Regions from separate parts of the Homo sapiens genome. Here region 2 is linked to region 1. Evidence: chromatin contacts called from ENCODE Hi-C data. All regions are on one chromosome and are shown on one strand. The core of a region is the stretch at or near the end of the contact, and the rest is flanking DNA. Distances in the headings are between cores, read along the strand shown. Region 1 overlaps PPARG (peroxisome proliferator activated receptor gamma). Region 2 has its middle 39 kb from the start of TSEN2.

The links. A loop is a pair of places that touch in the nucleus more often than their neighbours do. Pooled maps may share reads with other maps.
Region 2: a map of PC-3 shows a loop between it and region 1 (7-fold over the local background). The contact joins two enhancer-like sites. A Hi-C loop is called at or near these places in 4 of 168 maps with a recorded cell type or tissue (CD14-positive monocyte, PC-3, heart left ventricle and 1 more) and 1 of 50 pooled maps.

The regions. Positions count from the first base shown.
Region 1 is chr3:12,368,801-12,374,152 of GRCh38, reverse strand. The region is part of intron 2 of PPARG (peroxisome proliferator activated receptor gamma); the gene reads right to left. Among named protein-coding and RNA genes, the nearest start is that of PPARG, 82 kb to the right of the region's middle. Within about 2 kb of position 2,404, at least 5 of the 41 ENCODE cell types and tissues checked have a DNase peak (open chromatin) inside an H3K27ac peak, as active enhancers do; they include PC-3, where a contact is called at or near this core.
Region 2 is chr3:12,442,977-12,448,328 of GRCh38, reverse strand. No RefSeq gene overlaps it. Among named protein-coding and RNA genes, the nearest start is that of TSEN2, 39 kb to the left of the region's middle. RefSeq lists an enhancer at 2,577-3,776. Within about 2 kb of position 3,173, at least 8 of the 41 ENCODE cell types and tissues checked have a DNase peak (open chromatin) inside an H3K27ac peak, as active enhancers do; they include PC-3, where a contact is called at or near this core.

The DNA.
Region 1 (5,352 bases), core at 1,155-3,654:
TGGTGGAAAAGCAGGAGAAACACTGGCCTTTTAGCTTGGCATTCAAGGCCCTCTATGTCTCAGCCCTAACTTACTTTTTCAGTCTTATTTCCACTGGTTATCCCAGACCTCGCTCCCATTCTTGGCATATCTGGTGGCTGGGCATATCATACTATCTGCCCAGGTTAAACATGCCCTGCCTCTTTTAGTCATACAGGTTACTGAGGCTGCTGTATCTTCTTCCTACTCCTCACCTCTTCATGCCACAAGCCTGTTTGTCTTTCAAAACCCAGTCCAAATGCTACTTTCTCTGTAAAACCATCTATGAATCCTCCAACTTAAAAACACTCCATTCTCTGTGTTCCCACAGCACTTTGTACCTCCTCCTTTAACTCAGATATAATTATCTGGATAACTATCTCCACCATTAGACTTCCAGTCTGGAGTAAAAGGACAGCATCTTATTATTCTATCTTCCCATGTGCATATTCTATGCACAGTTTTTTTTTTTAACCAAATTCTTGCCAATTGATGATCATATTTTATGCAGAAGAGTAGAGTAAATTTTCATTTTGCTACTAAAGATGGAAAAATAACAATACTTTCTCAATAGTTTAGTTTTGTTAAGACTTAAGTTCTCTCCAAAAAATGTTAATCTTCAACATTATCAATAAAATACAACTTAAGCCATAACCATTCCCCTTAACGATGTATATTCAGTTTTTTCTCTTTTGCTGATTACAAGAGGAAGGTTGTGGTCCTAGATGGTTTTCTTATTTTTCTAAGTTGAAAGGACAAAGTAAGAAAGAAAAACAGCTTGCCTCTTCATCTCTATGAAAACATTGCCCAAACACACTTTTCCCCTTCCCCCCTGCCCTTCTCCCTTCCCTTTTACTCTGGGACACCTTGACCTAAACAATATTATTCCATGGACCATAGTTACTGGGAGGCACAGTGGTTCCCTAGACATTTTATTTTATTTTGACTTAGAGATGGGTCCAGAAAGCCTGCTTCTAATTTTGTCTCTAGAAAACATAAGCTACTGTTTCTGCCAAGCTGTAAGTTGAGGAGGTGTTTTTTGTTACTCCGTGCAATTACCCATGAAAGAACAAATGAACAAAATATTTGCATGAACAACAGCCCTTCTCAGTAACAAGAACATGTCTTAACTCCCTAGCTGGTGACACTGAGTTGTGTTGCATCAGTGGTATATCCATTAATTTCACAACCTTTAGAGTGTTTCAAGCAGGCTAAAGTCTTTAGGCAGAACTTGTGAGCAAAGGACATGGATGTGTGCCATTATCTTAGACCTTCAAACTTGGCTTTAAATGCTATTATAGTCAATGCGCAGACTTTTCACAATACTCAAAGGATGAAGTAGTGCAACAAAAATACAACCAATTTCATGCAAAAATAAAGTAACTTCTTTAATCTGATAGGCATTATTATTTGGGAGTATGGAAGTGGGTTGGAAAAGATGCTAAATTGTAAAATTGAACACCAGAAATATATGCTTTACCTTTGGGGTTTTATGTTGTCCCTTACGAAAAGAAAAGAAAAGCTATGATTAGAATAGCTGGTAAAATGTTACATCTTCTTCATATTTACATTAGCTAATACTAACAGGACACTAAATCTGTGCAAAGTACTACGCCAAATATTGTGCCCGGATTGTGTCATTTAATCCTCACAACCAGCCCGAGGAAGTAGGTGCATTTATAATTTACTTTAAAGATGGGAAAACTGAGGCATGGACCTGGAAGTAAGTAACTTGCCTAAAAGTACGCAGTAACTAAGCAGTAGAACTGGCATTGAATCCAGATGGTCTGAAGCTCCATAGCCCACACTTGTGACTTTACACTGGATACTGGTTAGAAAAACATTATTTCTTCCTGATCTTCCAGTTCTATATTAAACAATTATTTAACAGTTCCAACAAATCTTCATGAATACCTATAATGTGCCAGGCAGGCAGGGGGGCAGGGGATGTACTATGAAGAGTAACTCTCAAATGAAAGCTTTATTGGAGAAATGTGTTCAGCTAGGCAACAAGAGTACGTGCCTGAAAAGCCTTTCATAGGTCCTTTGTAGTTTTGTTGGAAATGACCTTAAAAGACACTTAACCGCCGATTTTTCAATCCCTTCTCATTTGTTTCAGTTAATGTCATGGTACTCATAACTGTGGTTCCAACTTGTTTATCCAGCCCATCCTTACTGATTCATGCAGATCAAGATCACTCTGCAGTGTAAACTGACCTGGGAATTTACTAATTCCTCTCCCATCATGACAGCGACATCCAGAGACAAGAATCATCCTGAAACACTACAGCAGAAAAGGCTGTTTTGAGATCATCTGAGTTCTCATTTGACAGATAAAGAAAATGAGGCAAAGTGACCTGCTCAGGGTTTCCTGGTGAGCTAGAGGCTGACTGGACGGGAGCCCAGCTTGGCTCCTCTGAGCCTGGCATTCTCAGCGCTGTGTTATCAAGTTGTTACTACATGTAAATATGCTGAAAATGGGACTTTTAACCTTTGCCACTTTTCACAGATCCAGATTTATTTTTTGGGGGTCTTTAGTGAATGTATATGAATGTCATCAAATTTATGAGGGAAAAAGTCTCATGTAAGGAACCATTTCCTGGATGGCAAATTATCACAGAATAAAATGCGAAGAACTAAATCTGTAACAGAATTTGTTTCTAACAAAAGTCATGAACTCTGAATTAATCAAAAGGCGTAGGGAATAGTCTTGAATAGTCTAATAAAGTAAGCATTATCTTGGTTTGTTTTTACATAGTAAGTACAGATATACAAATGTTGTTTGCTTGCTTTGTGCCGTTTGCTGTTTTGAACATTAACGGTGAAGAAGGATGGGCACAGCTCCATGTCAGATGCCCGAGGTTCCAATCCAACCCTATTGCTGGAAGTTCGTATCTCTTCATATCTAATCTCCATCTGTAGAATATTAATATTGTCTCCCTCCTAGAGTTGTTGTGAGGATTAAATTAGATAATGTATGTAGAGCACTTACCATAGGGCTGGATACTTAATAAGTTCTCAATAAATATAATTAATATTAATAGTATAACAGTAATTTGTGTACACATTAGTCACCAGAGTACTACAGTCATATAAAAGGTGGGCTAAAAGCCTCCAACACTACCACTAGGGGACAGGAAGAGGAAGAACCGCCAGCAAAGCCCTATTGTTTAAACAGGACTACGCCTAAAACAGATGTCCTGTTTTAAAGGCCTCTGGAAAAGGAGAGTCCACAGCTCCTCTTGGTTACTCATTCCAATGCTTAATTGCTCTTTAGCAGCCAGGAAAGTCTATGTCTTATCTGGCATTTCCCCAACTGTGTTATACATATGTTAATAATGTTCCTTTAAAAATAATTAAAAACAAAACAAAAAAAATCTGGTGATCAAGTAAATTTAGGCAATGCTAGGTTAAGCAAGGTTAAATAGGTTTACTGTGAGACTTCTTAAACTAACAGGCTAATGTTCACGAGAATACACAAAAGAGAGAAAAAAGCACAGTGTGCAATATTTGAGGAGCTTAATATGTGATGGAATATGGTTTGAGAAATGATGATCTAACCTATGTTGAAGTTTGCGACTATCTCTTTTTTCCCATTTTTTAAACATATAGTTATCATCCTCTGCATATTTGCCTTTTATCACATGTACTTGAAACGTATTCCTGAGTTGTTCCTCAGTTTTTCTTTAACCTTAGAATGACTAAGATCAAGGATTTATAAAACAGTAACAAAACCCAAGAGAGAAAGGATTTCTTAAACCACACAGAAAGGAACACTGTCAAGATTAATACCCCTTCTATAGAGATGATCATAAGTACTTCCTGACAGGAAAAAAAAAAAGTACCATAGAAAGGATCAGGAATCAGAATGACACTGAACTTCTCAACAGTAACACTGGAAGCTAGAAAATCAATAGAACAATGTTGCCAAAATTCAAGAGAAAAAAAAATTTCCAACCTAGAATTTTAGACTCATCCAAATCGTCCATCAAGTATGAGAGTAAAGACATTTTCAGAATGATAAGGCATCCAGAAAAGTTACCTCCCACGTACTCTTTCCCAGAGTTCTCCACCAGAACCAAGAAGAGAAAAGATGGGACCAGGAAACAAAGGATCTGAAAGACAGGAGAGAGGTGGAAGGTAGTCCCAGGCTACAGATACAGAGCAGCCTAGAGAAAATGCAGGAGGAAGAAGGCCAGGTGGGATCACCTGAGAAACCAGAATGCCCGATATGTCTGACCACTTTCAGAGGAGTTTTTATTACTCTGTCAGAGAGTTTGAGGATGAATTAGTGATGAGTACATAGCAAGAAATGACAACAAAATGAGCAATGACTAAGTGACAAAAATTAACTCCAGAAAAGTAAATAGCTAAGCAGGAGAGGAAACAGAATCATAGCACACTGCTTGGCTCAACCTTAAGCAGCACTTTCAGTTACTACAATGTAAGCACAGACAACTGATTTAACCCCAAATTACAAGTAACTACATTGTGAAGATGGAGGGGAGGGAGAAGTATGTGTTTTGGAAAAGGGAATATGGTAGTAAAAGGACTAAATTATTATCTCCCACAGTAAGAAGTCAATGGATAAGAATACAATTTTAAAAATAATAGTATAAGTTATTATTATTATAATTATTTTTGAGACAAGGTCTCTCTCTGTGGCCCAGGCTGTCGTGCTGTAACGCAATCACAGCTCACTGTAGCCTCAAACTCCCGGGCTCGAGAAATCCTCCAACTTCAGCCTCCCAAGTAGCTGGGACCACAGGCATGCACCACCACTGCTGGCTAATTTTTGTATTTTCTGTACTGATGAGGTTTCACCATGTTGCCCAGGCTGATCTCAAACTCCTGGGCTCAAGCGATGTGCCCATCTTGACCTACCAAAGTGTTGGGATTACAGGCGTGAGTCACTATGCCTGGCCATTAATGTAAGTATGTTATTCTAGAGATAGGAAGGTAAATGCCAGAAGAAATATGTGAAAGAGGTAAAATCACTGCCTATGAGGAGCGGGATTTAGCTGTGGGAATGAGTATCTCTTCTTCACTGAAAGCTGTAGCTGTGTACGAGTGTTATTTAGATAAAGGTAAAAATTAAGCTAAAATTCACTATCTTTTAATTATAATATCTTTCCATGATTTCTCCTAACAGAGGGAGTAACTCTATTTCTTACATGTGTTAAAGTCCTCTTAAAAGGAATTATCATGCAATCATCTGGAAAATTGGAGAAAATTTTAATGTAGTTTCAAGTAGAATGAAAGAAAATCAGAAAATGGTTTTGATGCTTCAGCCACAAATGGCTCTCCTTTTGACTCAAGCATTTAAAAAATAAA
Region 2 (5,352 bases), core at 1,924-4,423, 73 kb before region 1:
TCCTTCCTTCCTTCCCTTCTCCTTCCTTCCTTCCTTCCTCCCTCCCTCCCTTCCTTCTCTTCTTCTTCCTTCCTTCCTCTTTCTTTTTCTTTTTCTCTCTTTCTTCTTTCTTTTTTGGTCCCACTATGTTGCCCAGGCTGAGTGCAGTGGCTATTCACAGGTGCAACCATGGCTCACCACAGCCTCCAACTGCTGGCCTCAAATGATCCTCTGGCCTCAACCTCCTGGGTAGCTGGGACTACAGGGGTGTGTCACCATACCTGGCTAGAGTTTCATGTCTTCGGGTTAAACATTGATGTATTCAGATTCCCCTTTAAAAAATGTAATGTCCAAGAGCCCTTTTAGGATCTGGAATCTGGCTCATTTCCCACTATTCTTTCATATATGCCCAATGTCCCATCCCCAGTGGACAGCTTAGTGTTTCTGGAACTGGGCTGTGCTTGGTTATACTTCTGTGCCTTTACCTATACTGTTCCTTTACCTGAAGCACCCTTACTCACTTTCTCCGCTTGAGCAGCTCCTACTGAACATTTAAGACACAGCTTAGGCTGGGTGCGGTGGCTCACGCCTGTAATCCCAGCACTTTGGGAGGCTGAGCTGGGCACTTCACCTGAGGTCAGGAGTTTGAGACCAGCCTGGCCAATATGGTGAAGCCCTGTCTCTACTAAAAACACAAAAATACACCTGGCTTGGTGGTGCCTGTCTGTAATCCCAGCTACTCAGGAGGCTGAGGCAGGAGAATCGCTTGAACCCGGGAGGCAGAGATTGAAGTGAGCCGAGATCTCGCCACTGCACTCCAGCCTGGGTGACAGAGCGAGACTCTGTCTCAAGCAAAAAAAATAAAAAAAAAGACACAGCTTAGTTGTTGCCTCCTCCATCCTCCAGGCTGAGTTAGGGGCTCTCCATTGTGTGCCCATAGCATCCCATACTAAGTTCCGTTATCGCCCATATCTCTGCTGGTAACTGTTGGTTTACTTGTCTGCCTCACTCACTAGACAGTGCATTTCTTTCTTTTCCCTTTCTTTTTTCTTTTCTTTTCTCTTTTCTTTTCTTTTTCTTTCTTTCTCTTCTCTCTTTTTCTTTCTCTCTCTTTCTTTCTCCTTCCTTCCCTTTTCTTTCTTTCTTTTTTTTTTTTATAGGGACTCACTCTGTCACCCAGGCAGGAATGCAGTCGTGTGATCACGGCTCACTGTAGCCTTGACTTCCTGGGCTCAAGTGATGCCCCCACCTCAGCCTCCCAGGTAGCTGGGACTACAGGTGTGAGCCAACATGCCCAGCTAATTTTTGTATTTTTTGTAGACACGAGGTTTTGCCATGTTGCCCAGGCTGGTCTCAAATTTTTGGGCTCAAGTGATCCACCCACCTGGGCCATCCAAAGTGCTGGGATTACAGGCATGAGCCGCCGTGCTCAGCCCAGTGCATTTCTTCCCCCCTCTCTCCTTCCCTTCCTTCCTCCCTCCCTCCCTCTCTCTCTCTCTCTCTTTCTCTCTTTCTTTTTTGAGATAGAGTCTCACTCCATCACCCAGGCTGAAGTGCAGTGGCGCGATCTTGGTTTACTGCAACCTCCGTCTCCCCAGGTTCAAGTGATTCTTGTGCCTCAGCCTCCTGGGTAGCTGGAATTACAGGTGCATGCCACCACACCTGGCTAATTTTTGTATTTTTTTTTTTTTTAGTAGAGACAGGGTTTCGGCATGTTGGCCAGGCTGGTCTCGAACTTCTGACTCCCAAAGTGCTGGGATTACGGGTGTGAGCCACTGCACCTGGCCCCAGTGTGTTTCTTAAAGGCAGGGCCCATGACAGATTCACCCCAGTGTCCTCAGCATTCAGGATCTGGGTATACAGTAGGTGCTCAAGCGTGTTCTCGCTATCTGTATAAGTGGGTGACTGCCGCTGTCCTAACTCCAGCCACCTCTATTGCTAACCTGCTGTCTACTTAGTTTGGCCTCCTCCAACAAGCAGACCCTGAGAAAGGATTTGAGTGCAAGTAGTTTATTTGGAAGATAAGAGAATACGGGTAAGGCAGTGAGTGAGGAAATGAGACCTGGAAGAGAAGGCAGCCAGAAAAGTTGTTTTCAGGCAGGTTGGCACTGTGGGAGAGTGGCTCTGAATCCCACTGGGGAAACTCTGGGAGTCAGTGCAGAACAGATATCCTACCTGAGATGTGAGGGAGCAGGGGTCTATATGCCCCAACTAAATTAATCATCAGTCCTCAGTCAAGAGCACTCCTGGGGAGCACTGAGACCCTGGCAAATCTAGTCGACTGCATGGAACAGCAAAGCACACTTCTGTGGCTAGAAAGGGCTCAGGCAAGGAACCACAGGGGCTGGCGGCCAGAAGTCGGGCCAGTGTGCACCCAGGTGGTAAGGCCGAGGGACACGGGCCAGCCTCCTGCATTGGAGCTGCTGCAGCAGCCTCGTCAGTGGTCCCTACCTCCAGTTTCTCCATCCCAATCCCAACCCACACACTGCTGGATGTCAGGGATTGTCTCACTCATCTTTATGTCCCCAGCATTCAACAATAGGGCCTGTCTCAGAGGTGACACCTGGTGAGTACTGAACAAATGAATGAACAAATGACTGAATATGTGATTCAATGGAGGGCTGTCAAATTAGCAAAGTTTTCATGCCTGGCAGGAGAAATTAGGGGTCTGGAGATCCCTGGGAGCCCAAACGCAGAGAGAGAGAGACAGCGAGAGAGAGAGAGAGTGCACAGAGGTGGGTGGTAGGGTGAGGGCAGGAGGGATGGAGGTGGGCAGTGATGGGGAGGAGAGGGGACTTCCTGTGGCTTTGAGGCTGGCTGGCCAGGTGGCCATGAAGAAAGGCTCTTTTCATATATTTTATGGGGCGGGGAGGCTCCCCAGGCCGGAGGGCCTTGCTGCTGTGGGAACAGTTTCCGCCCTGGGCCTGTGGGATTGCGTGACTCCTGGAGCACTGGGCCCAGGGTGTGGAGGCAAGCAAATGCCATTAGCCCTATCAGTGATCTCCCGGTGCAGATATGGAAGTTTGAGGAGGCCCAGCCGGCTCTGCCCAACTGTAAAGAGACGTGATTGAGGCGGGTCATGGGAAGGTGGCAGTGATTAAGGGGGGTCGAGTCCTGCTGACTTCCTGCCCAGCAGGTAGTGGTGACCAAGGGAGTCAGAGGATCGGGTGTTAGTCACAGCACAAACCCTCTCACAAAGCTTGTAAAAACCAGGCAGAAAGTTTGCTGGGGGACCTCCAATAGCTCCAGGGAGAAAACCTCATTCCCTTGGAGCTGGAATTGTACCTGCCCTGAGGACTGACTCAGGAGCCGCGGGTACAGAGACACCAGGTCAGGTAACAGTACTAATAACACGGCGGCCCCAGGAGTGCTAGTCTGTGGTGTTTGCGAAGCACTTTCTCCTTCCATTATCTCATCTAATCCTCCATATGGCCCTGTTAGGTCTGTAGAAATAAGGATCACCTCCATCTGATTGATGCGAAAACGGAGGCCCCAAGGCTTCATGCTTGAAAACATGGGGGTGGGAAGGAAGAACGGGCAGGGCTTCTGAGCCGGGGCTGACTTTCAGCGCTGTTTTGGCGCTGGCTGGGGTCCAGGGATGCAGATCAGGGCAGGAGGGGGCGGTGGCAGCAGCCCGGGGAGAAGGAATCTGAAGAGTGAAAGGACTCTGCCCTGTGGGGCCCTGCCGTCTGGGCCACTGCTGCCCTGATAATAAAACTCTCTCTCCCAGAGGCGAGATAGGCACTCAGGGAACCTTTCCTTTGAGTTACCGGAGAGAATAAAGTCCTGTGAAGGAGTCAGCAAGGCATGCCTCTTGGACGGTGTGCGCGTCTGTGTGTGGAGACAGAGTAGAAGAAATACCCACTCTGGGGCAGCATAAACAGCCACAGGGGAGGGGGAGGCCCATTTATGGAGGCCCCTAACCTTCAATTCCCAGAGGTCTTTGGTTCTGCCAATTTGAAGGACAGTCACCGTATTTGAATTTAGAAGAACTCCCAGTTCTGTCACTTAATGGCCTCAGTTTACCCACCTGTGAAATGGAACAATACTATTTCTCTCAGATGGTCACTGTGCTGGAGAAATGAGATGACGGGCAGTTAAATGGGAATCCCATTTCTCCAGCAGCCCCCGGCATGCAGAAGGCGCTCTGTACATCTTTAGGGAGCCAGTGGATACAAAGACAACGCAGACATTCAGACCTCCTGAGCCCAGTGGGAAAATGGGGTTTGCGGGGCAAGATGATTGACCTACGGTCCTACAGGGAGCTCCAGCAGGAACACATGTTGGCCTCCTTTACTGTGGCTGTTCTGTAACCCTGGTCACCTTCTTCCCCAGCCTGCCTGCACCTCTAAGCTCCAGACACCCATAGATCAAACAGCCAACGAGACACCCCCGCCTGGGTGCCCCACAGATACCTCACCCTCAGGATTTCTGAAGCAGAACTTATGAATGTTCTCTCCAACAAGCCCCCTAGTCCAATAAAGAGCATGTCCCTGTCCCACAATCCATGTCACCTGAGTATCACCTTGAGAGTTCCCCCTCCCTCACCTCCATGTTAAGTAGATCCTGGACTGTTTCCCAAATCTGTCTACTCCTTCCGACCCCAATGCCAGTGCCATTCCCTCACCATGCCACTGCCACCTCTTATCTGTATGATGGTCACAGCCTCCTCGTGGTCTCCCACCCTCCAGTCAAGTCCTATCTCCTCGGCTGATGAAGGGATCACCAGAGGGAATATCTGATTTGCAACTTCCCTGCTTAAAACCTTCCAAGGCTTTCCATGCTCCCTGGATAAAGTAGAAATCACTCCGTCCATCAGTTTAAGTCCCGACCTATATTAAAAAAGCCTTGATTCTATTCTAGTGTTCCAGCCATTCCTCCTCCCCCAGCACCCTCATATCCCAGCCACATCTCAATATTTATACTTCCCAACATGCCACGTGCTTTTGTGCATGAGCCCTTTGCCAGCTGTTTCTTCCTTGTCTGCCTGGGCCACTCTTATAAATCCTCCCACTCATCTCAAATGTCACCTCCACTGTGAAGCCTTCCCTTTACCTCCCCGGGGCAGAGTGAAACCTCTTCCCCACTTCCATAGCAACAGAAACCACAGAGCTCAGGTTATCTGGGAAATTTAAAATAAATTCTTTCGACGTCGAATCATAAGTGCAATGTGGGGCTGGAGAAACATGGCTGTCCTCTTTCGTCGTGACGTGCACAACCCTCTGTCCCGGCATTTGTGGCATTGGGTTACGTGCTAAGTGCTCTCATACTTCATCTATCTCATTCCTTAACGGTAACTTTGGGAAGTAGGTATGAGCTTGCCCAATTATAAAAGAGGAAACCTAGACAGTTACATGGCTTGCCTACGGTGAT